Linked DNA regions of Mus musculus: region 1 is linked to region 2. The links are chromatin loops, found by intact Hi-C in ENCODE. Cell type or tissue: left cerebral cortex. All regions are shown on one strand. Links, peaks and the distances in the headings refer to the core of each region. The heading gives the core; the rest is flanking DNA. Region 1 holds the start of Klk15 (kallikrein related-peptidase 15). Region 2 holds the start of Klk1b5 (kallikrein 1-related peptidase b5).

Evidence for each region. Hi-C counts contacts between places; a loop is a spot of excess contacts. Peaks named below come from ENCODE experiments on the same cell type or tissue, not always from the same donor. Only the 100,000 strongest peaks of a DNase experiment are listed, where the experiment ranks them.
Region 1: it touches region 2 in a loop (4-fold over the local background); 3 of 42 quality-filtered maps call a loop at or near these places.

What each region holds. Positions count from the first base shown.
Region 1 is chr7:43,926,271-43,937,301 of GRCm38, forward strand. It overlaps Klk15 (kallikrein related-peptidase 15), which reads left to right and starts at 5,405. Exons shown (of 6, transcript NM_174865.2): 1 at 5,405-5,451; 2 at 7,473-7,540. The coding sequence starts at 7,501. In left cerebral cortex, for the core only: a CTCF peak has its summit at 2,452 (motif pointing right); a DNase peak (open chromatin) is centred at 2,491.
Region 2 is chr7:44,211,652-44,222,682 of GRCm38, forward strand. Klk1b5 (kallikrein 1-related peptidase b5) reads left to right here and starts at 4,823. Exons shown (of 5, transcript NM_008456.4): 1 at 4,823-4,895; 2 at 6,801-6,960; 3 at 7,959-8,245; 4 at 8,340-8,476; 5 at 8,848-9,052. The coding sequence starts at 4,850. The coding sequence ends at 9,003. It overlaps Klk1b4 (kallikrein 1-related pepidase b4), which reads left to right. Exons shown (of 5, transcript NM_010915.4): 5 at 1-103. The coding sequence ends at 54. It also overlaps Gm10109. In left cerebral cortex, for the core only: no CTCF peak of the experiment used is centred there; a DNase peak (open chromatin) is centred at 5,854.

The DNA of each region.
Region 1 (11,031 bases), core at 1,303-9,302, 290 kb before region 2:
ACCCTGTTCTTTGCTCTGTGGTGCTGTTTCCCACTGGGACCTTCCACACTCACCCACCTCTCCCATGCCTCAAGTTCCTCAACCGTAAACAGGGTTGTGGTTGAGGAGCTTTAGGGATGCAGAAAAGGATGTCATGCGTACCAGATTAAAAAGAAACAGCCAGGGATGGCAGTGCACATCTTTAATCCCAGCACTTGGGAAGAAGTAGAGGCAGGTAGATTTCTGAGTTCGAGGCCAGCCTGGTCTACAGACTGAGTTCCAGGACAGCCAGGGATACACAGAGAAACCTTGTGCGAAAAAACAAAAAGAAAGTAAGAATCAAAAAACAAAATAAAATGTCTTCTTCCACTGACTCCGTCTACTCCCATGAGTTTTGTGCCCAGATACTGTAGCTCAACACTGACCCCCAGCCAGCGGGGACCCCAGCCACCAACACTGCTGTAGAGAGGACTTATGCCCCTCCCTCATAAATGAGGAAAACACAGCACAGAAAGGCTAAGTGATGTGTCCAAAGACATGAAGCATCGTGTGTCTGGTCAGGATGTAAACTCAGCCCACCTTGCTCCAGAGCCAGGGCCTGAATCCCGTTAGCTGGTTTTTAACCCTTAGCCTGATTTTATGTGAGACTTCCTGCTGAAAACGCTCACCCTTCTTAGTTCTTTTTGAGCTTTGATTGGCTGGTTCAACACAGCTCTTCTGGCTCAAAATTCCTCTCCACACTAACTGATTTAATCTGGCCTTCTCCCCCTCCCCACTCTCTTAAGTAGCTTTCCTTCCCTCTCTCCTCATGAGAGTTGGACATATCCTATTCTGTCAGATCTTTATCTGATTTGTCACTTTGTCTACCACGCAATTAAACATCCTTTCAAACATGTATGCTTCCTTCTACAAACAAACTTGACCTTCATTGTTTGGGATTAAAAGTTTGTAGTAAGGACTTGTCTATATTCCAGCCAGAGGGCTGAGCCACACCACAACTAGAAACAGGGCTTTTCAGTAACTAATACAATGTTCAAGTTCATAATGTGAGCAAATATCCTGCAGTACACACACACACACACACACACACACACACACACACAAACACACACACTGCTGATACTAGAAAATAACTAAGTTAATAGAATGGTGTCTGGGCCAGGCTCTGTGAATCCAATTTGAGTCTCTGAAGGCATCTGTGACTGAACAGGCGAAGGATGGGGCTTGGGAGGTCAGGTTCCTTCACGTCAGACATCTGCTGTCCCCAGCACCAGGACTCACAAGCACTGTCTCAAGCAAAGACACCTCAAAAGCCTGCACCTCCAGACTAAGACAGGGCCCTTGTTCAAGAATGATAGAAACATCACAGAAGGGCTGTGAGCCTGGGACGCTGTGGAGACCAAGTGGTGGTGGACGGAGTGGGCAGACTGCAGGTGAGAAGACAGGGAGGAGGGTGAGGTGACAGAGCAGTAAAGATTAGAATGTGAGCTGAAGCCAGAGGAGAGGGCAGAAATGTGAGGACCTGGAGAGGCGAGCAGGAAACGGCTGGGGTGGGTGAACCGCAAGAGGGAAGAGGTTAGTGAATGAAGAACAGAAATAGAAGGACGACATGACTGTTCCGAGGTGTGGTGAGGAGAAGGCTTATTGTAGGCACGAGGGAGAACCCAAGGGTCCAGAGAGGGCAGACTGAGCCGGGTCACGTGGGGGGAGCCAGGAGCCAAGAAGCCAAGAGACCAAAAGGCCAAGTGGGCCAAAATGGGTAGCCAGAATGGCTGATATTGTTTAGGGAATAACAGTTGGGGAAAGAGCAGGGTACCCCAGCTTTGAGGATCCTGTAGCAGGCCCGAACTGAGAGGTACCAGGAGAACCTGACAACCAGCAGGTTGATATGTTAGTAGGCTCACTCCAGGCTCCAGACTAAGTAACGGCGAGGACAGAGGGTAGATGCTGGGCAAGCTAGAAGAGAGTTTCAGCGGGAGAAATGAGCCAGGCTCCTGGAGACATCAGGGAAGGGAGAACCAGGAAGCAGGTGGCTGCCGAAGGCTAAACGTTAGTGTTTGAAGGGCGGCCTGAGCTTTACATACGTGAGCCATGGGAGCTGATCGAGGAAAGACTTCTCGAGAGGTTAAAGGGAAAGAAAGAACAAGAAGAGGAGGAAAGAGGGGGCAAATGGAAGGGGGAGAAGAGGAGCAGGCAGAGGAAGACAAGGGGAAGGGTAGAGAGGAGGAAGATGGAGGCAGGAAAGGAGAAATATAAAGAAAACTGGGAGATGGAGGAGGTGGGGTGGAAAGGAGAAAAGGAGGAAGAGGAGGCAGGGGAGACTGCAGAGGGGGAGCAGGGGAGGAGGAAGAACAACACACGCAGGCTTGGTGGAGGCTCAAAGACTTCTGGGTCTGCCATGATACCCAAGAGGAGAGTTGCAACCAGCCTGGGGCTGGCAGGAGGACATGCAGATGAAGTCACCGCTAGGGGGCAGGACAGATACTCCCAAAGCCCACACCCCAGACAGTACTTGGCAGGGTGTGAGAGATCCTAGGTTGTCCTTTTGTGTGTCTTAGAGGCTTGGAGCCTGGGCGGCTCACAGTAACATGTGTCATACTGGAAAGTTTAGTTCCAGCTCCTTCCCCAGACCCACCCGGAGCCCTCAGTATAACCCCAGTTAGCACCCCCTTCCCCTGGCCACAGGGTGTTCCGAGGAGCTGGCTGGAAGCTGGGGAGAGGAACTCTAGACCCCCCTCTCCTTGGCCTTCTGCATAGCTTTGGCCACTCCCAATCTGAGCTTCAATTTTGCTGGATTAAAGGATGAAGCCCAGGAACCATCACACAAGAGGACACAGTAATCTGAGGACAGACAGCATCGGGCAGCAGCCTGAGTCCCACAGAAAAATGGCCCGGCTGAAGCTCATCTCAGCGTGAAGCTAGGCAACGCGGAACGTGGCAAGGAGACAAGTGGACTTGAGAGACTTCTAGAACGGCTTAGCCTTGGGGGTCCACAGTGTCTGTAGGTCTAGGATGGAGACCGGAAATGGGGGTGGGGGTTGGGTGATCTGAAGCTCCAGAGTGCCTGGAGACCTGTGATTCCAGACAGTTCTACACCTTGAGTTCCCGGGTTTCTGTGGACACAGACAAAACATCCTAAAATCTGAAAGTCAATGTTCTAAAGATGTGTGTGTCCTGCATCTCCAGGGGGAATTGAGCCAGCTGTTCAGGTTTGTCCCAGAACGTCAACAGCTTCCCAGACCTAGGGAGGGACAGAGCTTGTAACTGGTGTCATGCTTGGCTTTGTGACCTCAGCTCAGTCCCTCCTGCTCGAGGGACCTTCTCATTATCGAGGTTCTAGGCAATTGCTCAAGGCCCTCTGGGGGTTCTGAGACACCAGGAGCCAGCCACAAATACCAGAAGCCTTGGGTCATCTCTGTGATGACTCCTGGTCCCAATACAGAGCCTAGAGGCCAAGTTCCAGATCTCAGGACCACCTCAGAATCCAAAAAACTAAGACCCCGTAACCTAGTTGTTCAGTGCATGCTGAGATGCTGCACAGCCAATACTGCAGAGATCCAGAGTCAGAAGCCAAGCTGTCTTGAGTCCAGACTCTTTTGTCTGTCTGTTAAGATAGTATTTCACCATTCCTCAGGCTGAACAGCCCAGGCTGGCCCCAAACCTTCCATTCCTTCCCGTCCCTACTTCCTAAGTGCTGGCATTACAGTATACAGGCTTGTGATACTGGGCCTGGATCATACAGGATTTGTTCTTTGGGGTTTTGGGTTTTTTGGGGGTGTGCTTTGTTTTATTTTGTTTTGCTGTTGTTATTTGAAGCAATCAGTATCCCAAGCTAGCCTCAAACTCACTTGTGTAGGCAAGCATATTATGAACTCCTGATCATCCTGCCTCACTCCCTCAAGGGCTAGAATTGCAGACTTGCACCATCATATCTGTTTTCTGTGATGCTATGATGGAATCAAGAGGCGGGGAGGAGAGAAAGAGGGAGGGGAGGGAGGAGGGGGAGGAAGAAGAAGAAGACATGGAAATGACATCAGAAGAAGGAAAAAAATGCAAAATACAAGCCTGAGATCTCAAAAGCTATTCACAGTTCTGAGCCCAGGCTGTGGATTACTTCAGGCATTGAACCTCAGATTTCAAAAGTAAACTCTCTATCACAACATGGTTCAGTTAACAAAGTACTTGGCATGCAAGCCTGAGGACCTGAGTTCAATACTCAGGACCTACACAGAAAACCAACGAGAGCTTGTCATCCAGCACTGGGAAGATGGGGACAGGTGGGTCTCTGGAGCTGGGTGACCAGTTAGCCTGGGTCTATCAGGAAGCTCCAAGTCTCACTGAGAGACTCTGCTCAAAAGACACGGTAGAGGGGCTGGAGAGATGGCTCAGCATTAAGAATACAGGTTGCTCTTCCAGGGAACCTAAGTCTCGTTCCCAACACCCATGTCAGGTAGCAAGCAGCACAACCAAACTTCTGTAACTCTGGTTCCTGCGGCATTCGATGCCTCTGCCTCCAGGAGCACCTGCACACAAGCCCACACATGTAAGCATACACATAAAAAATTAGAAAAATTTTTCAAAACTCCCTAAGTCATTTCTGGGAGACACCCAGAGTTGATATCTGGCTTATGCATGCACATGTGCGTGTGTGTGAAAATTTAATATATTTTGATGAATAAATCTAAAATTAATTAACCAGGCGGTGGTGGTTCACACCTTTGATCCCCACTCTTGGGAGGCAGAGGCAGGCAGATCTCTGAGTCTGAGGCCAGCCTGGTCTACAGAGTGAATTCTAGGGTAGCCAGGGCTACACAGAGAAACCCTGTCTCGAAAACAAGACAAAACAAAACAGAAAGATTTAAACTCACACTCTAGACTTCAGGTCATGACAACCAGATCCGAGACCTTCCCAGTCCATATGCTAACATAAGTCCAGATTCAAGATGGTATGGTGGCCCACACCTGTCATCCCAGCCTTTGGGAGGCTGAGGCAGAAGGATCTCAAGTCTAAAGTCAGATTAGCCTGAACCACTTACGCAAGAGCCTGTCTCAAAACAACAAAAAGACCAAAGCTCTAAAAGTCTCTCTGGGGTCCAAGAAGCATGACCTTAAAAATCAGCTTCCAGTGCTACCCAGAATTTCTGTCTCTGCACTGCACTGCCATCCCAGCTTCTGCTCTTGCCCTCCTGTCCCCTCCCTCCGAGGGAACTGCCCCTGGGTGGAATTTCTCCTTGCAGACTCAGACAACGGCTTCAGACTAATAAACGCTCATTATAGGAACCTCGTCTCCCATCCCACCAGTCACCATGGCGTCCAGCCTGTAAACCTGGCCCTCCACTGCCTCTCTCTCCACTCTACCCAGCCCCACCCCGAGACCCAGGCTGGGCTAGGAGCTTATAAAAGCAGGCTTTCAGTGTCTGCTCCCCTTCCGGCATCCCAGCTGCCCCGATGTCACTGGAGGACCCGGAGGGGGTGAGATCTTTGAGAGAGAACTTGGGAAAGTGGGTGAGATTGGAGAGGGGGACCCTGCAGATGTGTTGGTGTCCAGGAGGCAAATACTACCCTGAATGACCAGTTGTCAAGGGATTTGGGTCTTCTGTGTCCTTTTCCTGTTGCTTCAAGTTGAATTTGAACCAAGAAAATGTCTCGAAGCTTCTAGAAAGAGCCTAGGCTGAGGGGGGCGGGGGGAGGGAATAGGGTGAACCAGGAGGACATCCCTGAAAACACTTGTTACAGAGCCAAGAACATGGCCAGCACTTATCACTGGTCAAGTCAGTTCAGAACAACCTCCCTAAAGTGTCCCCAGTGCCAGGTTTCAAGCTGGCCAGAGCTGGGGACAGGAGGGTCTGACCTGACTCCATCCTCCTTGAGGATAAGGAGTGGTGAACAGCCAGGTCACTGCTACCATGCAGGGGCAGGACAGGGGCCATGGAATCTTAATGACATTGCCTCTGGATTGCCATGTCTTGCTCTTCCAAGGCTTCCCAGGTCTTTCAGACTGAGGTGGAAGAGAGAATAGCAAGATGAGAAGGACTAGAATTCACTCCCCCAAATTTCCTGAGGTTTCTCCGTGGACCAGACCCTAACACTGGGTGTTTAACTCTAACACCTGGGAATCCAGGGTCAGTCCGGTGGGGTCTGCTTAGGAGTTCTCAGTCTGATTAGGAGATACCACAGAGAGTCTGGGGAGGGAGGGGGTCAGAGAAGGTCAAGACAAGGGACAAGCTGAGCAATGTCTGGGTGTAAAACTGCAGGCCGAATTCCAGCACTGGCTACGCCTAGGGCAAGGTCACAGAGACCCAGCTGGGCAGGCTGGAAGGGGAGGAGGCATTTCAGCCTTTCTAAGTACTGCTGAGCATATGGGACTTTATTTAAGAACTATTAGAGGTCCATGGGAAGCTGTGAGCAGGAGAAAGGAGTCCTCAGCTCTGCTGTAGAAGCCAGATGTGGTAGTGAAAGCCTGTCATCCGACACCTGAGAGACTAAGGCATGAAGGTGGAGAGTTCAAGGCTAGCCTGGGTAACTTAGTGAGATTCTGTCTCACAGTGAATAGCAAAAAGAGGGCTGGGGATGTAGCTTGGTGGTAGAGGGCATTTCTAGACTCCATCAAATAAGGGAGGAGGGGTATGGCTCAGTGCAGTTATCCAGCTGCTTAGGTCAGCACCCTACCCTGACCCCTGTACCCAAGAGGAAGGAGAGAGGAAAGAAAGAAGGAAGGGAAGGAGGGAGGTAAGCTCTCTAGGGCTTTGTGTACAGGAGTGCTAGACTAAAGGGGACCCAGGAGTCTGTCCCCATGAGAGGCTGGATAGAGTCCTGACCCAGGGCCACGGGGATGAGAGAGAGAGAGACCCAGGTGGCTATTGAATAATGCTGGGGTCTGCCAATGCCAAAAGGAACAGAGGCCCCTCCAGGGATAGGGAGCAGGAGAGGACACAGGTGGAGGCTACAGGAGATGGAAGGCAGGAGAGGACACAGGTGGAGGCTACAGGAGATGGAAGGCAGGAGAGGACACAGGTGGAGGCTACAGGAGATGGAAGGCAGGAGAGGACACAGGTGGAGGCTACAGGAGACGGAAGGCAGGAGAGGACACAGGTGGAGGCTACAGGAGATGGAAGGCAGGAGAGGACACAGGTGGAGGCTACAGGAGATGGAAGGCAGGAGAGGACACAGGTGGAGGCTACAGGAGATGGAAGGCAGGAGAGGACACAGGTGGAGGCTACAGGAGATGGAAGGCAGGAGAGGACACAGGTGGAGGCTACAGGAGATGGAAGGCAGGCCTCTTAGTCTAACATCATTCTGGTCCTCTCAACAGTCAGGAGGCTGAGGCTGGAGGAGCTTGAGTTTGAGGCCAGCCTGGGACATATAGGAAAACACTGTCACAAAAGACAGAAGAAAAGTGTGTCCCACACCAGAGATGCACTTCTGTCTACAGAAGGGAGACAGGGACAGATGGATCTAGACTTACCCCAGTTTTTGTCATCCCCGACCCTCAGATCTCTAAGACCCGGACCTTCTTCTGCAATGTGGCTTCTCCTTGCTTTCGTCTTGCTGGTGTCTGCAGGTGAGGGGCACCAAAGTCAGGTACTGGTCTGATCAAATAGGGTGCTCCTTCCCCCAGAGTATCTGCACCTTAGGACCTGCTAACCCATACTGCACCCACAGACCCCTTATAACCCTATGCCCATTTCTACCTGAGCCACCAGCTAAATGTCTCTGATCCTCAATCCTGAGTCACCAGAAGTTCTGGGCCACCTGAGCCCTTGAACCTGAGTTCCAAGGATGATCTTTCTTGCCATGTAACCTTGGGGAAACTCTTTGACCTCCCTGAGCCTCAAGTGCTTTATACCCAGGACAGTCATGGTGAAGTCCCAATAACATCACATAGGTGATACATGGGACAAGAAATCAGGATGGTTGAGACACCAAGAGCCCAGAATCTAGGTTTGAATACCGTGGCTGCCAGTTCATCAACACTACAAGTCTGGTTTCCCAGCCATAGGATGGAGGCAAGTGTCCTCCCTAAGAATCCAGCGTGGTGCTCTAGGAGGTGTGTGAGCATAATGGGACAATCTGGACACTCCAGGCAGGTGCACGGCATTTCCACATAGCGACCACGTGAGGCTGAGGGCTTGGGGAAATGGCCCAGTGGATAAAGTGAGTGTCTGCGTTTAGATCCCCAGTACCCACTTGAAAAGCCCGGCAGCATGCCTGTAAAATCCCAGAGCTTGGAGGTGGAGACAGGGGAATCCCTGGGGCTTGCTGGCTATCCAGACCAGTCAATCTACAAGCTCTATGTTTAGTGAGAAAACCTGTCTCCCAAAACAAGGTCATAACTTTTGAGATGATACAGATGGTACTTGCTGTCAGGCCTGAATAATGGAGTTCGGGACCCATACAGTGGAAGGACAACCACTACTGCCTTCGTTTATGGGGGAGCGGGTTGGACTCAGGGATGGCCACTAAACCAAGGTCACCCTGGGTGACAGGCCAAGTCCAGACCAACCTCTACCAAACCTCTTGTGGAAATTTTCACTGTAACCTTATGCTTTCTGCCCTGGAGAAAATTGGAGGGGTGTCCATTAACGATCCTCCTGTTGCCCACATGACCTCTGCCCAGGGAGGGCAAGCCTCCCCCTGGGCTCTCCCTGGGCTGTGCTTCAGCTGCCTGCTGCACCCAGCCAGAGCCTCCACCCTCCTCCAGCTGGGACTAGCCGGGTGCAGCTGGATGCCCACCTGTTCAGCCACTGCCCTCCTCCACAGGGTGACCTCACCCTTCCTCTGTTAAGCACCTTGACTGCCACATCTACGTTCTCACAGCCTCCCAGGCCCTTTGGCCCTATTCCTGACCTTGGAGGGCAGAAGGCAGAGTGTAGACAGTTGGCTTGGTTGTAACAGTCCAGCCCAGGAGTAGGTATCTGTCATGATCTTGACCTTGGAGGAGTGGGGCAAGCACATTGCTCAGTAAAAGAAATTATGGCCTCAAATGTCCTGATTATGTTATATTCTCTCTCTCTCTCTCTCTCTCTCTCTCTCTCTCTCTCTCTCTCTCTCTCGTGTATGTCTGTGTGTGTCTGTGTGTCTGTGTGTGCTTGCTGTCCAGAGACATAAGCAAGATCCCCCTCCACACCTTGTGAACTTCAAAGAGTATCCTTAGACATTAGTGGCCCTGTCTTCCCATTCTGTGCTCTCCAGCTTGGTGTCTTTGATCTTGAAATCTCAGCTTTGTATCTGATAGGATCTGAGCTGGTGGAGAACTGTCCATATCTGAGTATTCACCCTCTGGATAAGTATCTGGGTCCCTGAGTTCTATAAAATGGCTTGTGGGTGAAACACATTTTTTTCATTGTATGCACATGTATATATACCCAGTATGTGCACATGCATGCCAGGCACTCTCTGCCTTGTTTTATTTTATTATTTTATGTGTAGGAGTATTTTGTCTGCATTCATGTGTATGCACTTTGTGTGTGTGCCTGATGCCCTCGGAGGTAAGAAGAGGTCATCAGATTCCCTGGAACTGGAATTACAGATAGTCACGAGCCACCATGTGGGTACTGAATCCTCTGCAATAGCAGCAGCTCCTGCTCTTAACCAGAGAGCCATCTCTCCAGGCCCACCTTAGTTTTTTTGACAGAGTTCGTCAGTAGCCCAGTGCTCACTGGTTAGGCCAGGCTGTCTGGCCAGAGAGCTCCAGGGATCTGATTGACTGCAGGCACTGGAGCTTATGAAGCTATAAGCGTGCGCCACCATGCCTGACTTTTTACTGGGGTGCTTGGGACTGAAAATGTGGCCTCATGCTGGCAAGGCAAGGACTTTACCAAATGAGTCATGTCCCCAGCCTTTAAATTGCGGTTTGATGTTGGCTGTTGTAACTAGATCTGCGCAGATGTCTGTCATACTTTAATCACACCTGCCATCACCAACCTGAACATCCACACGGACACCCCCATAAATAAATAGGTGCCCTTTGTTTAAAGTAACAAATGTAATCCCAGAACCTGGGAGACTGAATACCGTTCAGACCACCCCGGTTACACTACAAGTTTTAAGCCAAGCTGTGCAACCCAGTGAGACTTTGCCTCAAAATACTGAATGAAAAAAATCAATTCATAATGTCACAGTAGTTACAATGTGCCAGGCACAATTCACCACACACACAGACACCCGTGGACCCCTTCTTATTTTCATGGCCCTCCCCATCTTTTACAATTGAGAAAAACAAGCATCAAGAGTCCCAAGTCTGGCTGGGGAGGCAGTTCAGTCAGTGAGCAGGTTACTGTACAGGTTTGCGGATCTGAGTTTAATCCCCAGAATATGTCATAAGCCATACGTAATGAAGCACCGGATGGCGGGGGCAGACACAGTGAGTTCCTGAGGCTCACTGGCCCGCCAGCCTAGCACAGTCAGTGAGCCCTGGTTCAGTGAGAGTAATCTAGTCTCAGTACTCGAGGTGCTCATGGCACTGGAGATTGTCCTCTGACTTCCATGCGCATATGTGCACATGCAAACGCGCATGCGCACATGCAAACCCAGGCGTCAAGGCCTCCTGCGGCAAGTACAGGCAACAATTGTCAAAACCAGAATACAAACTTCAAGACAAATGGGAGTGTGTGTGTGTGTGTGTGTGTGTGTGTGTGTGTGCGCGAGAGAGAGAGAGAGAGAGAGAGAGAGAGAGAGAGAGACTCACTTGTGCCGTGTGGGTGGAAACCAGGCGATAGCATCGGTGTCTTCCTCTGACACTTCTTATTTTTCTTTGTTTTAAATATTTATTCCTTTTTAATTGTGTGTGTGCACAGGAGCGCATGCATGCGTGGGGGGGGGGGGCGCACCGGTGCGTGCGAATGTGTGTTTGTAGGTGTTCCTGAAGGCCAAAAGAAAGTGTCAAATCCATTCCCTGGAGTTAGCGTTTCAAGTTGATGCTGGGAACTCTAATCAGGCCCACAGCAAAAGCAAGCTAAGCTCTTAACCCAAGAGCAATCCGAACTCTTGCTGGCAGCAAGCACCTTACCCAGGAGCCATCCCCAACCCTGAGCAGGGATATCTTAATGAACA
Region 2 (11,031 bases), core at 2,053-10,052:
AAACTTATTAAGTTCAGCTCCTGGATAAGAGAAACTATGGCGAATAACCCCTGAGTGTCACATTGTCCCCTTTTCTCAATAAAGCCCACCATGCAGCAAATGAGTCCAAGTTCTGACATTCTCTGGCCTTCTGCTGTGCAGTACCCAGTCATGGTTCACTCGGCTAAGGTCAGGACTTCCAAAGTAGATCAGCAAGGGACAGGAGTACATGTACAGCTGGATACAGAGGTGGGGTTTAGGCAAATGCTATCAAAAGGCTAATACCAAGTCAGCAATGCCCATAAGTCTCCTATGGCAAGGAAAAAGTTCAGCTCACACAGGAAAAGGTTAGAGAGACCTGAAAGTTCCACTCCAGCTAGGCCTGACCCTACACTGGAAGCAGAAGAGATGATAAACAGACAGACACTGAGAATTTAGACTGTGGACCAAGTTTTATTGAGTTGGGAAGGCATGTTATGTTAATTAAGCCTTCACTTAGTGGGGAGAGTCTGTCTACAGAAGGGCAGAGACTAGCCCCAAGGCTAGGCCACACAGTGTCCACCTGGGGCCACTGGAGGGGATGTCTCTGGTAGGGCTGGACCAAAGGATGAAGAGTGACTTAGAACCAAGCCCTGTGGTGCACAGTGTTGCCCTGCTTGGGAAAAGGGCCACACTGCTCCAGCTGCTCCAGACCACAAACCAGTGTCTGCTCAGAGAGACAAGGCCACAGCTGAGAGTATTGGAGGACTTCCAGCTAAGGATCCCTGCTAAGACTCAGGTAGCAAGGAATAGGCCAAAGCATGGGGAGTGGGGTTTGTCACCTGTGTCCCGAGGGTGCTACCTGCTCTCAGGGGTATTATGGGACCTCAGGGAAATCTGATGGAAACTGAGCCAAAAGAACAGAGGTGAAGGCATCTGGCCACGGGGACTCATCAGTGTCCTGAGAAGTTGTGGTGTCTCTCTGTTGGGGAGCCCCATGGGAGTTCACAATGCTGCTTACAGCAGACAACTTCTGGACAGGCTCCGAGTTTTGTCTAAAATGGACTGCTGCTGCAACTGCAATGAGTGGTGTCTCAAGGCCTGAAGTACGTAGCTGAGCCTCCGCTCTATGAAAGGCTTAGGGCAGCTCCACAACTGTACTTGGTTGAGGAATGACAAAGTTCCTGTCGAGAGGGACCCCATGGAAACTCGATTCACCACCACCCCAAACCCCAACTGGGCTTTGGAGGTTAATGTCCTTTTGTGGGCTCCAACACTGCCCTGCACAGACCCCACCCTTCCATCCAAAGCATTGCCCTCACCGGCCCCCAGATCAAGACACTGGCACACCAGCACAGGGAAAAGGCCAGCTAGTAGGATACCTGTGGCCTCGGGCACAACCTATTGTAGTTGACCACAAACAGAGTCAGGTTGAGGAGAAGCAGGAGCCCTGTACTGGGGTGGGGCCAGAGAAGGACAGAAGGCTAGACAGGGAACACCACCACCCCCAAAAGAGAGACAGATACAACTTGCCTGACTTGCCACAAATACACACATGTGTGTATACACATACACACAAACTCACACACACACACACACACACACACACACACACACACTCACAGACAAGACAACGGGATACAAACTCAGAGGGGATTAGAAACTGGGAGACAAAGCCATCAGTCATAAATAGTGGGCATAAGCTTTTAATCCCAGCTACTTATGATGCTGAGGCAAGAGAATGCCATATTCAAAGCCAACATGGACTACAGAGTGAGTCCACAGCCAGCCTGAGCTACAGAGAAAACCCAAGAAAGACACACAGACACCCCTTTCCCTCAGAGCAGCAGAACTGGAAATCTAGCCATACCTCTGGGTAGAAGAAGGCTCTGGGGTTGGGTGGAGGATCCCCAGTCACCCCTGTCCTTGCCAAAACTTACCGATTCCAATACTAAGGAAACTGAAGATGGCGGCAGCAGACTGGTCGAAAGGCGAAGAACATGGTGGGCAGGAGGATGAGGTATAGTTCCAGGGCCAGAAATATAAAGCACTTGTTTATGTGAAGGTAAACTGGGGAGGAGAATCAGAAAGATTACTGCAGTTACCCACCACCCCACCCTTCACCCCTCTCGCTCTCTAGCTCTCTCTCTCCTTTCACTCATACCAAGAGGAGCCCAACCTAGGTACTCCAGCAGCTGGGGAAGAGTGACTTTTCATGTCCTGTATGAGCAGTTTAGAGACACACAGATCTTATCTGTCTCCAAATACAAGGTAAAGGCAGTAGAGGGGTCTTGGTGTTGTGTCTTAGTTGGCAGAATATTTGCCTAGCTGTGAGCATCCTGCATTTCATCCTCAGCACTGTGCTGAGCTGAGTCTGCAGCACGTGCTGTGATCCCTGCACTTGGGAGGAGGATCAGAAAATTATGGTTGTCCACAGATACACATTGAGCTGGAGGTCAGCCTGGGTTACATAGACCTGTCACAAACAAGGCAGAGGAAGGGAATATGGCTGTCTAGAATCCATCCCACAATGAGGGGCAGGACATGGTTCAGAGGTACAGCACCTGCATAGAGTCCTCCAATGAGGTTCTTCTGGGGGTGTACCTTAGTGATAGAGACCCTGTAGCCTGTGTGTGTAAGGCTCTGGGTTCTAGCTTCAGTGACTCACTAACCCCCGAAAAAAAAAGAAAAAGAAAAAAAAAATCACCTTCACTCACATTACCAAAATCACTACCTGGAAATTGAAAAATAACTCTATTGCCACTCATAGAATTACCCACCATCAATGATGCACCTACTGTGAGCCCTAACCTACTCCCCCAGAAAGACTACTGTGAGAGGGCCAGTGTGCCACAGTCACCTCTAGCACCCAATGGGAACCCCCCCCCCAGTCTATGTATACACTGACCAGTGAATTGTTCCATGTTGGCACACTTATGCCCCCTGCAGTCAATCCAGAGGCCGATGAAGCCAGTTTACGGACCATGCACATAGGCCATCCGCCCATCTACCACGTTGAACACCAACAAAGTAGCCAGGAAGATGGAGATGAGGGACCAGCCAGGTAGGACCAACTTTCGGTCCTCCTCCCAGGAACAGAGCAGTTCAGCTGGGGAGTGAGAAAGTTCTGGAGATTTGGATCTTTTCTCCACTCTCTCTGGATACATAAAAACCTCCCTCCTCTTCCTTCTTTGCTTTTCCCCCTCTCGTCTACAACCAGTTCCCTGTGGATGCTGTTTGGAGCTCATCTCCAGCACCACTTCATCTCTTTCTATTCTCATGCACTGGACTCTTTCGGAGCAGTACACCTATCTCAAACTCCAGCATGATTATGTATGCGTGAACACATACAGAAAGATCAAGTGCATGAATGTACTCATGAGTGGATGAATGCGTGCTTCCTCTCTTCTCTGTTAGAGCAAAGAACCGTGAAGTTTTCAGGAAAACTTGTGCACAGAAACTTAGGACTCAGAAGAGAACTTGGTTGCCAATTGATCACCAGCTCCTCACTTACCCTGGATTAGGACTAGCCTGGTCTTCTTGGAGCTTACAGGGCTCGCATGAATACACCCAGGTCAAATGTGCTAACTGCCATGAGAGCTGAAATAGTCTAGAGGCTCAACGAGAGGGGATGGGTCTGAAACCTGCAACAGTAAGTAGGTGTCAAAGGCTCGGTATTTATTTCCCCTTCTCTGTACCAGAACCCATACTGACTTCTTGATGTTTTAACGTTTGAGACAAAGTCTCCCTGTGTAGTTTCACTGGCCTGAGTACACTATGTGCACAGTCTAACCTGGACCTCACCAAGATCCACCAGCCCCTGACTGCTAAGTTCTGGGATCAAAGGTGTGCACCAAAATATGCAGCTGCCAAGCTGAACCCTCAATGAGGCTCCTGGAGGGAAGGACATTTTCTGGTTGCTGTTTCTTGAGAAAGGGTCTCACATGGCCCAGGCTTGGCTAACCTCAAAATGTAGCTCAGGATCTAGGAAATGAGGAAGAGAAAGGTCATTGTTATCCCAACACTGTTCAGGGTGGGTGACACTCCCCCTGGAATAACCTGAGTTCCCATATTCTTGAACCAAAGTGTCAATAGACCATGGTAATGTGCACCATAACTTTTATTCACTTTATTTTATCGGTTTGTTTGGAGATAGCACTATATATTACCCTGCTGTCTTGAAAGTCACTATGTAGACTAGGTTGGTCTACATCCCAGAATACTAGAGCCTAAAATCACACAGATCCACCTGGCTCTGGCTTCAGCTTGCTGGTACTGAAGATTTGCACCACTACACCCAGCTCCCAAACTACTCATAGGAACAATAAAATCAGTGATCCAGAGTTCCAAGTCCAAAAAGGAAGCATTTTGGCATTATTTAAAAAAAAGGATTTGTATCTGCAGGGAGCTTGCAGCCCTCTTGGCTATCACTAGTGCAAAGAATTTGTTCTCAGTGCAACTTTCTGGGGATAATCTTGGACTTGAGGTACAGGAACTTTCTTAGAACTGGGGGTTGGGAGTCACTTGCTCCTCCATCCTCCTTTAACACCAACTCACCATTGCCCCTGACCTTGCCCTCTGGCTAAGGTCCCCGGAACTCAAACAGCTCCAGAAACAGCAGGACCTGCCCCACCTAATCTCATCCCTGGGAAGGTGTCCAGGGTGACCTAGGGACTACTGCACAGCAGGTGCAACAGGGCCTCCTCTCCCACAGCCAGGAGGGTGCAAGAAGGAAGTATAACTCTGTCAGAAAGGACAGAGCTTTGGTCAGCATCTGAGCGGCAACAGGACAGGGGAGGGGCTGTGGGAGAGAATGAGGGTTTTTAAAGTCTCCCTGAGGAGCCTCAACAGCTCCAAGCTCACAGCCTGCAGCTCCTGGACAGCTGTCACCATGTGGTTCCTGATCCTGTTCCTAGCCCTGTCCCTAGGAGGGATTGGTGAGATGAGGGAAAGGGAGGGATCACAGCCCTGACTCTCCTGCTGCCTTTGTCCCTGGCCATCCCTTTCCCCTCTCTCCTCATCCCAGCTACATCATGAGCACCACCTGCTCCTCCTTCTCTACCCTGCACAGTGCCAGGCCCCTCACAGTCCTTGCTCCCAGGACAGGCCCCTGTCCACTCCCACTTTCAAGAACTTTCTCCTCTACCTTAGATATCTGACCATCTCTGGGCTTCTTCAGTCTTTCTAAGGAACCCACCCTCTTACCAACCTTAGGTCCTGGCATGTCCCTCAAGTTCATTGTTTTTTTCTAGAGCCTAATAGCCCAACCCCTGAGTCAGGGGCTTGCCTAGATTCCACAGTAGCACCTTAGGCAGTTGCAGCAGCTAACAGCCTTCAGCTGTGTTCTCCACATGCTGACAAGTGGTCCCCCATCTATTCAAGTTGCTCAGTTTCTACCAAATTTTCACTTCTCAAATTAGGTTATAAGCTCAAATGGGTCCCACCCCCCTTTCTGGTGTGGGGAAAATACCCATGTCACTTCTCGCTGGCTTTTTGATTTAGTCTGGGTTTTGGAGGAAGAGTCAGGTGGTAAATGCCATAGCTGGGTCTCTCTCTAAATGGAGAGTTCCTGTTGGCTAAGATGACTGTCCAGGAAGCCTCAGGGGAATCCTCCTGTTTCCATCTACCCAGATCTGGATTTACAGGCATACAGCCTCAGACCTGACTTTTTCCTTTTGGTCTGGATGGTTCAGGACTGGTACTAAGGCTTGCATGGCCAATTCTTTAGCAACCAAGCCATCTCCAGCCCAGCTCTTGGGAATAAGTTCTGAGTTAGTGTCTCATGATGTAGCTCAGGCTTGTCTTCAATCCATGGCAATCCTTCTACCTCAGCCTGCTGTGTACTGGGATTACAGAGAAGTGCAGCTATGCATGGTTTGCCAAGATTTTCTGTTTCCAAATGCGGTACTTTGGCACCCTCTTCCCCCTCATGCCTCCTTCCCTGAGCCACAGACTCCTATCTCATCTCGCTGGAGCCCCACAGCATATCTCTAGTTCCCACTCTGTGCAGGACACCCCAAAGACCCCAATGCCTAACCCTAGTACCTCACATCAGCTGGGTCCTCCTCTCTGCCTCACAGTGGCCTGACTTGATCTAACTGTTTCCACTCCTGTCCTGGTGTTGCCTCCAAGAGAACCCTGAGCCTCTCCAATACCCAGATGATTTGCCCACCTCTACAGGAAGCAGAGCCTTTTCCTCAGAGACCCCCAGAATTTCCTTCTCTCACTGCTTGTCCCATCTCAACCTCCTTTCTTAGGGAGCCCCATCCCTCTTAGATGTCATCTCCACCACAGACCCTAATAGGTGCCCACGCCATAGACTTGACTCTGCCTCTTTGATCTGGAACCCCTCAGGCTCTCCCATCCCACTGCCACTTTATGCCCAATCCAGGAAACCCCAAGCTCCCTTTCCTGTATTTATTTATTCATTCAGATCTAGTTTTCTAAGACTTTGGCCTTTCCAGAGCTCCAAAAACCCAGCACAACCCCCACTTCTCAAGCCTTGGAGATTCTAAAGCCCAAAGACTCATGAACCCTAATATCACTCTCCCTGGAATAAAAGTGAACAGGAATTCCCCCCCCCCCCACTCTCTCTTTCTGGTTGCCTTGACATCCGTTAGCCCAAAACTATAAAGTGGCCTGACACTATACCTGATACCTGCTTCAAGAGTTCTTTCTGTACCCACAGCATAGATCTCCCTAACCAGGACCAGCCATATATGGGTCCCTTCCCCAGATCTCCTGACCATGTCCCCTGATCCCAGACCTGCTTAAACAAGTCCCGCAGCAGTTCACCTCCATATCTGTGCCAATCCTCTCCTCCCCCATTGCCCTTACTGCAGATGCTGCACCTCCTGTCCAGTCTCGAATTTTTGGAGGATTTAACTGTGAGAAGAACTCCCAACCCTGGCAAGTGGCTGTGTACCGCTTCACCAAATATCAATGCGGGGGAGTCCTGCTGAACGCCAACTGGGTTCTCACTGCTGCCCACTGCCATAATGAGTGAGTAAGGGTGGAAACAGGAAAGCAGGGTGGCAGCCAGAGAACATGACTCCAGGACAGGCTGGGGTACTGAAGGGCAGGCAGGTGGGACTGGCTGAAACTATCCATGACCTCCTGGGTCTCTCTTTACTCCTCCCTCCAGACTGGGGTCTGAGTACTGTTTCTTTCTTTTCTGTCTTGTTGTCTGTCTATCTCCTGTCTGTATTCACATCTGAGTGTCTCTGTGGTCATCTGTCACTGTGTGTCTCCCCCTCAGGACTCGGCAAAGCCCTGTCTGGGTCTGGGTCTCATGTGTTCTCTTTTATCACTACTGACCATAGTGGGGACCAGGCCCAAAGGCTCCCTGAGGATAGAACGTGCTGTCCCTGAGGGTAGAGTGTGAGAGAAGTCCTCACTCTCCTCAGAGCAGCTCTGCCTTTAGGACCTTCTGTCCACTCTAGGACACACAGAGAAGGGCTGGTCAGAACTGGAGCTGGGTGAGGTAACTGAGTACAGAGAGTACTGGATGTTGGGGAGGGAGGGGAGGGCTCAGACCTTGGGCTGCAGGCCAGGCCTTACCTGCTGGGGTAGTTCAGCCCTGTCCTAGCTGCACCTGAGCAGCTCTCAGGCCTACTGCTCCTCCCTGCCCCCTCTTCCTTTGTCTTCTGTTCCTGTCTCTGTCTCTTTCTGCCTCTCTGACTGTGTGTGTGTGTGTGTGTGTGTGTGTGTGTGTGTGTGTGTGTGTGTGTGTGCCTTTCTGTTTGAATCTGTGTGTGTGTTTCTGTCTCTGTTTCTATGAGTATATGTGTCTGTGTGTCTTTCTGTCTGTGTTTCTCTCTCTCTCCTCCTCCTCCTCCTCCTCTTCCTCCTCCTCCTCCTCCTCCTCCTCCTCTTCTTCTTCTTCTTCTTCTTCTTCTTCTTCTTCTTCCCTCCCTCCCTTCCCACACTCTCCCCCTGACTCTCCCCAATCTCCCTGGTTGCCTCCTTTCACTCGCTCTATCGCCTTCCATTGCCCCCAGCAAGTACCAGGTTTGGCTGGGCAAAAACAACTTTTTTGAGGATGAACCCTCTGCCCAACACCGGCTTGTCAGCAAAGCCATCCCTCACCCTGACTTCAACATGAGCCTCCTGAATGAGCACACCCCACAACCTGAGGACGACTACAGCAATGACCTGATGCTGCTCCGCCTCAAAAAGCCTGCTGACATCACAGATGTTGTGAAGCCCATCGACCTGCCCACTGAGGAGCCCAAGCTGGGGAGCACATGCCTAGCCTCAGGCTGGGGCAGCATTACACCCGTCATATGTGGGTCTTCTCCAAGCAACAGAGGGGTGGCCGTGAGGGGCAGAGGAGACTGAGTTGACCTCTGCTCACCACACTCTTGCCTCCTGATTCATAGACGAACCCGCAGATGATCTCCAGTGTGTGAACTTCAAGCTCCTGCCTAATGAGGACTGTGTCAAAGCCCACATAGAGAAGGTGACAGATGTTATGTTGTGTGCAGGAGATATGGATGGAGGCAAAGACACTTGTATGGTGAGAAGCCCCTTCTTGCAGTGAGGTAAAGGGCTGAAAGAGAATTGAGGTCCTTGGTTCCTACTTCCACACCCTGACTAGGCAAGCATGTTACATCCTTCCCAATGGATTGGATGTGCCATGGGACGGGAGGATCCTGTAGCTGGTACTATTTCTCCTCGGTGACTTGGCTTAGGGGACTGTCCCATCCACCCCTCACCCCAACCACATGTCCCTGGAACAGATGGCCTCCTAAGAGCTGGATTCCCTCACCTACTGGTCAGAGCTGCCTCTTAGAGACCCTGTATTCCTCCCCTGGTAGTCAGTTCCAGGTTGTCAAGTAGAATCCAACCGCCAGGTCCTTTCTTACTCCTGTACCTGTCCTCTTTCAGGGTGACTCAGGAGGCCCACTGATCTGTGATGGTGTTCTCCACGGTATCACATCATGGGGCCCTAGCCCTTGCGGTAAACCCAATGTGCCAGGTATCTACACCAAACTTATTAAGTTTAACTCTTGGATAAAAGACACTATAGCTAAAAATGCCTGAATATCACATTGTCCCATGTTCTCAATAAAGCCCACCATGCAGCAAATGAGTTCAAGTTCTGACATTCTCTGGTCTTCTGGTGTGCAGTACCCTGTCATGGTTCACTCAGCTAAGGTTAGGACTTCCAAAGTTGATCAGCAAGGGACAGGAGTACATGTACTGTTGGCTACAGAGGTGGGGTTGAGACAAATGCAGACAAAAGGCTCAGACCATGTCAGGGATGCCACTTGAGTCTCCTCTGGCAAGGAAAATGTTCAGATCACACAGGAAAAGGCCAGAAAGATCAGAATGACTGAATCCAGCTAGGCCTGACCCTACGTTGGAAGCAGAAGAGATGATAAACAGTCAGACACTGAGAATTTGGACTGTGGACCAAGTTTAATTGAGTTGGGCAGGGGTGATATGTTAATTAAAGCTTGACTTCCTGGGAAGGAGTCTGTCCACAGAAGGGCAGGTTCTGGCCCCAAGGCTAGGCTGCAGACCTAGGGCCCCTGAAGGGGATGTCTCTGGTATGGCTGGACCAAAAGATAAAGAGTGACTATGGAACATGTCATGTCTAAGGGGGGGCAGGAACATTGCTCATTTTCTGAAAAGGGCCACACTACTCCCACTGCTCAGGACCACAAACCATAGTCTGGTCAGAGGGACACAGCCACAGCTGAGAGTATTGGAGGACTTCCAGAGAAGAGTCCCTACCAAGACTCAGGCAGCAAGGAGTAGGACCTACCGCGGGGAGCAGGGCTTGCCACCCCTGTCCCGAGGGTGCAACCTGCTCTCAGGGGAAATATGGCACCTCAAGGGAGGTCTGATGAAAACTGAGCCACAGGGACAGAGGTGGAGGCATCTGGCTGCGGAGACTCATCAGTGTCCTGAGAAGTTGCAGTGTCCCTCTGTTGGAGAGCCCCATGATAGTTCACAAAGCTGGTTCTATCAGACAGCTTCTGGACAGGCTCCAAGTTCCTGTCCAAAATGGTCTGCTGCTGCAAATGCAATGAGTGGTGTCTCGAGGCCCAACGGAAGTAGCTGAGCCTCTGCTCCATGGTAGGCAAACTGTAGCTCCACATCCGCACCTGGTTGAGGAAGGACAAAGTTCCTGTGACAAGGGAACCCTTGAGCACTGGACTCAGAGCCCCACCCCAAGCCCTAACTCAGCCCTAGAAACTGATCCCCTTTCCTGGGCTCCGCCCCTGCCAAGCCCAGGCACCGCCCCTCCATCCGAGGCCCCGCCCTCACCGGCCCACAGCATCAAGACCATGGCACAACAGCACAGGTAGAAGGCCAGATGGTAGGATACCTGTGGCCTCGGGCGCAGCCTATTGCAGTTGACCACAAAGAAAGTCAGGCTGAGGAGAATCAGGAGTCCTGCACTGGGGTGGGGCCAGAGAAGGACAGAAGGCTAGACAGGGAACACCACAACCCCCAAAAGGAGAGAGAAAGAGAGAAACTCCCTGACCTGCTACAATTAGACACACGTGTGTATACACATACATACACACACACACACACACAGGACAAATGGATACACACTCAGAGAGGAAGGGAAACTGTGAGACATGGCCATCAGTCACAATAGTGAGCATAAGCTTTTAATCCCAGCTACTTATGATGCTGAGGCAAGAGAATGCCATATTCAAAGCCAGCATGGACTACAGAGTGAGACCAAGTCAGCCTGGGATACAGAGAAAGCTCAAGAGAGACACAGAGACACCCCTCTCCCTAGGAGCAGCAGAACTAGAAATCTAGGCACACCTCTGGGTAGGAGGAGGCTCTGGGGTTGGGTGGACGATCCCCAGTCACCCCTGTCCTTGCCAACACTTACCGATAACAATGCTGAGGAAACTGAAGATGAAGTCTATCTTGTTCAGGCTGCAGCAGACGGGTCGAAAGGAGAGGAACATGGTGGGCAGGAGGATGAGGCATAGTGCCAGGGCCAGAAATACGAAGCCCTTGCTCATGTGAATGTAAACTGGGGAGGAGAGTCAGAGAGATAACTAGAGTTACCCCAATATCCCCCCCTCTCTGTCTCCC